2 separate regions of the Mus musculus genome follow, and region 1 is linked to region 2. The links are chromatin contacts, found by Hi-C or POLR2A ChIA-PET in ENCODE. All regions are on one chromosome and are shown on one strand. Each heading gives the region's core, a stretch centred on a gene start or an enhancer-like site at or near the end of the contact. The rest is flanking DNA. Distances are from core to core; before and after follow the strand shown.

Region 1 (2,700 bases), core at 85-2,584, 96 kb before region 2:
CGTCTAGAAACACAGTCTTCTGGGAAAAACATACTCTCTTCGGTGTGGCCGGGGAGTTCTGCCATAGCTTGTAATTTTGGCGAACGAAGTGACTTCCTGTCTGACAGGAAGCAGATGCCAAAGCTCACTTTAGCTGCCTGCAAAATTCTTGTGGAAAAGTTAAACAGAGAGAAAGCCTCCAGTTCCCCCAAGAGAAGACAGCCCTTTATCAGGCAGAGCCCAACTCTTCCAAGATGGCCAACCTCTCCCCTGACCCCTATTTATTAAAATGAGTTTATCTAACAAACAACCCAAGCGCTTTTCGGTCCTGAAGAAGTAAGTCTGGTCTCTGCTTTGGAAACAACAGCCCTTTCAAAGCTTCTAAGACATAATTACCAGTTGAGTTTTGAACTTTGCCCAGATAAAGGCCGATACAGCAGGCTGGGCTGTTTGTTCCTCTAATCAACTAAGTTCAAGTGTGAATAGAACGCTGGCCTCCCTTTGTGCCTCCAACCTCCTCCAAGACAAAGTTACTTTTCTCCCTTTATTAAGCACTAAGTGTATTTTTACAAGGGAGCCTGAATCTTTAGTTTTGTTTTTGAAAATCCCAACCACTTGATCTGGGGGTGGGGGAGTGTTATTAAGTCCACTGAATCAGTTTTTAGGAACAGCAAAGGCTAACAAGACTTAACCAACTGAAAGCTAAAATTTAAATTGTTATCACAAATCATACTTCCTTCCCTAAACCCCACCCTCATAGCCACTGCAGCAGGTACCTACAGGCAGCAATCTCTGAAAGCTGATGTTGTGCAAAGCTACCATGCAGATTTAAGAAACAATGCCAAGCTATTGCTTGGCTCATACACATAAACCCCAAAGAGTGCCCGGGACAGAGGTGGATGGCACATAAAACAATCTACAATTGACATGTCATTTACTGGCATTTTTAATAGTTTCTTCTCTTTTCGTTTTTAATGCAGTTCTATCTTTCCATCTTACTCTCTCTAAGCAGTTCCCTAGCCAGCCTCGGACAGTAAACAGTTAATATTCCACTCTCCCCCGCTGCCTTGGAAAGCAAAGGAACAATTGAGACATTGTCCAGTGAACAAGACTCCCAGGGACGACATTTTTGTTTATGCCCCAGTTCTCAGACTGTCAGTTTCCACTGGGCACGTTAAAGCCTGACCCACACTACCGAAGGCTCGGGAGCTGAAAGGGCTCTGCTTCGCTTGTTTTAAAGCTTCAGAGTCTGTTTTTGATTCAAACCCCAAACTTCCCCTCCCCTGCACCCCGCCTTTTACCCCAGAAAGTTGCCTCCTAACTCCGAGACTGTGTTGCAATTCCTTCTTGGAATCCTTTGCCAAGAAAAGTAACAAAATATTTTTGAATACCAGTGTTTGCATGGTTTGGTCAAAACGGGTGGGAGTGGTTGGGTGGGTGGGAGGAGAAGGCCAGACAAGTGGCCCAGCCTTGAAAGCCAGGGTGTTTTTAACAGATTCTCAAAAAAAAAAAAAAAAAAAAAAAAAAAAAAAAAGCCTCTAAATTGGATATAGGTAAGTCGGGACCAACGATGAACTCAGGCTCAAGGTCTGGGAAGCGGAAAACATTTCAAAATCCAGAGAGTCTTCAAAACAGCCAAACTTTAGGCTCAAAAACATTATTTCTTCCCAGTCCAGGCCACTGCCTGATGCACTGCTGAAACTACAGCCCAAAGATCCCCCACTACCATCCTTAATAGATATGGGCACTGACAAGGGTGGGTTTTGTGGACTTGGGGCCTGCTTTATGACAGCCTACTCAACAGTGAGCCTGCTTCTTCTCTGAGGAGTGACATCACCAGCTTTCACTCCTGCAAGCAGCGTAGGCATCAAAAAGGCAGCCCCGCCATTCTGCACATAGACACTCTTTGCCATTGGCCCAAGGCTACCAATGGGAAGAAGTGCAGGAGTGTGCATACACTCAGGAGCACAGAGGTACTCTCACCTGGGCACACACATACACACACACACACACACAGGTGTACACAAACAGGTGTATATATTCATACACAGATACACACACAATTGTGCCACACAGTGGGCACACACACACAAGTGCACACGCAGCTGCACACACAGGTGTATATACACATACATGGGTACACAGGTGCATACACAGTTGTGCCTCACAGTGGGCACACACACATACACACCCAGGTGAACATGCAGGTGAGGACACAGGTGTACATATACATACACAGGTACATACACAGTTGTGCCACATACAGTGAACACACAACACACCGGTGTATACATACAGGCACACACAGACAGACAGCTATACACACACACACACACACACACACACACACACACACACGCCCAAAAGCATGAGTTCCACACAGGAAATGAGATTCCTGAAAATGGGACTCCTACCTCCCTGGATCCCCTCATTATTTGAATCAGAGACACGGCTTTTTGTCACAAACTGGCCAGGAAGCCTGCAGATGGGGTTGGGGCTACTACTGCCCTGGAGCACCACAGAAAGGAAGTCCGAGCTGCCTGGGTGACTTTACCCAAACCAACCGTAGAAAGCCACCTTTTCCACCCAGCCTTGTGCACCTCTCTTCTCTCTTCTTTCCAGCCCAGCCTCTGGCTAGAGTCCTACTGTGTGCTCCGTATGGGATTGGGGTACGTAATCTGCCACAGGTTCTAACTTGTCAAGATATTATTTTCACTTTAT
Region 2 (2,700 bases), core at 166-2,665:
CAGGGCGGGGAGCGCGGTGGCACTTACGGTTCGGGCGGTGGGCGAGAGCGATCCGTTGGGGAGGTAGGGGCTCGTCAGGTCGGGGATCATGATGAAGGGGTAGCCGGGATACGGTGGCCCCTTAAAGAGCCCTCCATCTTGCCTCTTGGCCGCTAACATGGCGGGGCGGCGGAGGGGACGGCGGCGGCCGCGCGGCGCGGGAGAGAGCGGGAGAAACTTTTTAGCAAGTGTCCCCCCGAGGGCCCGCGCGCGTCCCCGGGGCCCGGCCGGCGCGGGAACTCGGGTAGGGTGGGTGGGGAGTGGGGCGAGGGCACCCGCCAGGCCGACCCCGGGGAGGGGGAACGCAACCGCGCGGTTTTGGGGGCGCGCGGGGCGCACTCACCTTCTTCCAAACTTTCCCGGGATTTATCTCGGAAACTTTCGGAGCGAGGCGGAGGCCGTCTTTCCGCCTTCCCGGAGGGGCGAGGTGGGGAGGGCGAGGGGCGATAGCCGCGCCGAGGGGGTGCGGGAAGGGAGGGTCGGCGGAGAAAGGGGTGCAGAAAAACACGGTTACAAGTTTTCGCAGCCAGCAGCCCGGGCCACCGTCCGCGCCGCCCGCAAGCCCGACCCGCCTCGCCTCGCTCGCCTTCCAGCCCCGCTCTCCCGGCCCTGGAACCGGCTGGAGCCACCCGCCAGCCCGAGGGGCTCTTCCTACCTCGGAATCGGAGGAGCTGTTTTGATTCGTCTCTGATTCATTGACCAGCGAGGACTTGACATCGGCTAAATCCCTTTCCGCCGAGGAGTTTTCCGAGTTCTTCTCCTCCTGCTCGCCTTCGTCTTTGAAGGAGATCAGCTCGTCGTTAGCGCCTAGGTCATCTCCTCCACCGCCGTTCAGCTGCGGCATTTTTCACCCACCAGCAGCAGCAATTTTGGAAGAAAAATGAAGGAGGAAAAAAAGCAAAAAAAAAAAAAAAAAAAAAAAAAAAGTTTTGCGAGTCCCCCCCAAAAAAATACTGCAAGAAAAAGACGAGTCCAAGGTTAACTTTTTTTTTTCCTGCTTTGGGGTCTTTCTCTCCTGGGGAGGGGAAAAGAGGGAGGAGGGGAGGGGAAGGGGGGAGATCTTCTGCACGCGTGAGTTTGGGTTTCTTTTTTTCTCTCGTTCCCAAGGATCCGATCAATGTGCAAAAAAAAAAAATAATAATAAATAAAAAAGGGGGTAAAAAAAACAACAACAACAACAAGAAGAAGTCAGATATAAGAGCAAAGGGGGGGGAAGCCGAAGACACCGAAGGATCTCGTGCCGCTCGGATTTGAGTGAGTTGAAGTTAGACTGAGCTTTTCAGTTCAAAGGCGGCGCTGATTGACAGATAGAAAAAGGGGGATCGAAATCCGGAGGAACGGAGTAGTCTGGGAGCGGAGATTATTGACAGGGCGAGAGGAACACACTCGCCTTAATGAGATGCCAGGGGGCGGGGCCTCCCCGGTGACGTGTGCATAAATAAACAGCCGGGGTGGGCGGGGCGGGGGCGGCCAACAATGATCCTTTGGGCGCCGGGAGAGGGAGCGGGGCGGGCCGGGGCCGCGGGAGGCGCGCGGGGTGCGGCCTGTGCTCAGCGTGCGAGCCGGGCGCCCGGACGGTGCGGGCCTCGCTCCTGGAGGGGGCGGGTTCCGAAAGACAATGCGGACCGGGAGAGGAGGGGAAGGGGGTGGCAACCCAGTCCGGAATCTGAGCCGGGGAAGGCGGAAGGAAAGCCCACTTGGGGGGCGGGGATGGGGAGAGGCCCAGAAAAAGTGTTAGCCAAGAAGTCCTGAAGATGGGGTCCAGGAGGGGAGGACTATGGGACACAAGGACGGGGTGCTCAGTGGTTAAGTCCCCGATGAAGTCGGCCGCACTGGGGCGGGAAAAGACACGACTGGTCCAAAAGAAGGCTTACCTCTCTTGCTCTGAGAGAACCAGGGGAAGCAGAGAGGCTGGGCCATCTACAGGGAGGGTAAGGCTCCCCTCCCTTGGCTTGTTTAATGACAGTGAATCATGTCATTCAATGTAAAGTCCCACTAGGTTAAATATGCCAAGAAGGCGTTTTATCCAAGAAAACAAATTGTCTGGGGTATTAAAAATATCCTTAAGGAAAATGTAAAGGTTTTTTTTTTATTTTTTTAACTGACGTTGGAAGTAGGAAGTGATGTAGGATCCAAGTCCTTTGGAGGTGAAATGTTTGGGCGTTAACAGCTGCAGGGAAAAATAAAAGTGAAAGTTCACCAAGCCCTGGGGATGAGTAGAGCTGGAGTTTTTCTCCAAAGGGGACTGAGATGAAATGCCCTAAGGCTCTAGATGCTGAGGGCCCTGACAGGAGAAAGTCACCAAAGCTGGCCCAGAAGCCCTTGGGAAGAGGTGGGCAGCCTGGGAGTTGAGATGGGTGTTTGTTGGTTATTAGGCTCCAGTGAGGGCAAACCGATTTGCTATGAGGTGGTGGAGAAAATTATGTTAAAGGAGAAAGGTGGATCCCCAAACCGTGTTTCTGTCTGGTAGACTCAGAAGAGCCTTTCCCTTGCAGATAACCAATGAGAAGTGGACTGGGACGTCCAACGGGCAAGAGGAAGCAAAGAAAAAAGAAATCAGAAAGAATGAGTCAGTGGGGACTGGCAACTGCCATTAGGTGTGATGTTATCCTGAGGTCCACCACGTATTAAATTAACCCACCCTCCCCTTTAATAAGCTCA

Evidence for each region. Hi-C counts contacts between places; a loop is a spot of excess contacts on that map. ChIA-PET counts read pairs that join two places held with the same protein, here RNA polymerase II (POLR2A).
Region 1: a loop to region 2 is called in a map of left cerebral cortex, with 2.5 times the contacts of the local background. The contact joins the enhancer-like site here to the promoter of Tcf7l2 in region 2. A Hi-C loop is called at or near these places in 2 of 37 maps with a recorded cell type or tissue (both left cerebral cortex). POLR2A ChIA-PET finds 5 or more read pairs at or near these places in 1 of 5 experiments (embryonic stem cell).

The regions. Positions count from the first base shown.
Region 1 is chr19:55,836,610-55,839,309 of GRCm38, reverse strand. All of the region lies in intron 5 of Tcf7l2 (transcription factor 7 like 2, T cell specific, HMG box), which reads right to left. Among named protein-coding and RNA genes, the nearest start is that of Gm31734, 95 kb to the right of the region's middle. Within about 2 kb of position 1,334, at least 2 of the 3 ENCODE cell types and tissues checked have a DNase peak (open chromatin) inside an H3K27ac peak, as active enhancers do.
Region 2 is chr19:55,740,525-55,743,224 of GRCm38, reverse strand. It overlaps Tcf7l2 (transcription factor 7 like 2, T cell specific, HMG box), which reads right to left and starts at 1,415. Exons shown (of 15, transcript NM_001331146.1): 1 at 695-1,415; 2 at 383-449; 3 at 28-152. The coding sequence starts at 883. Gm31734 (predicted gene, 31734) reads left to right here and starts at 22. Exons shown (of 3, transcript NR_168128.1): 1 at 22-63; 2 at 633-1,016; 3 at 2,535-2,700.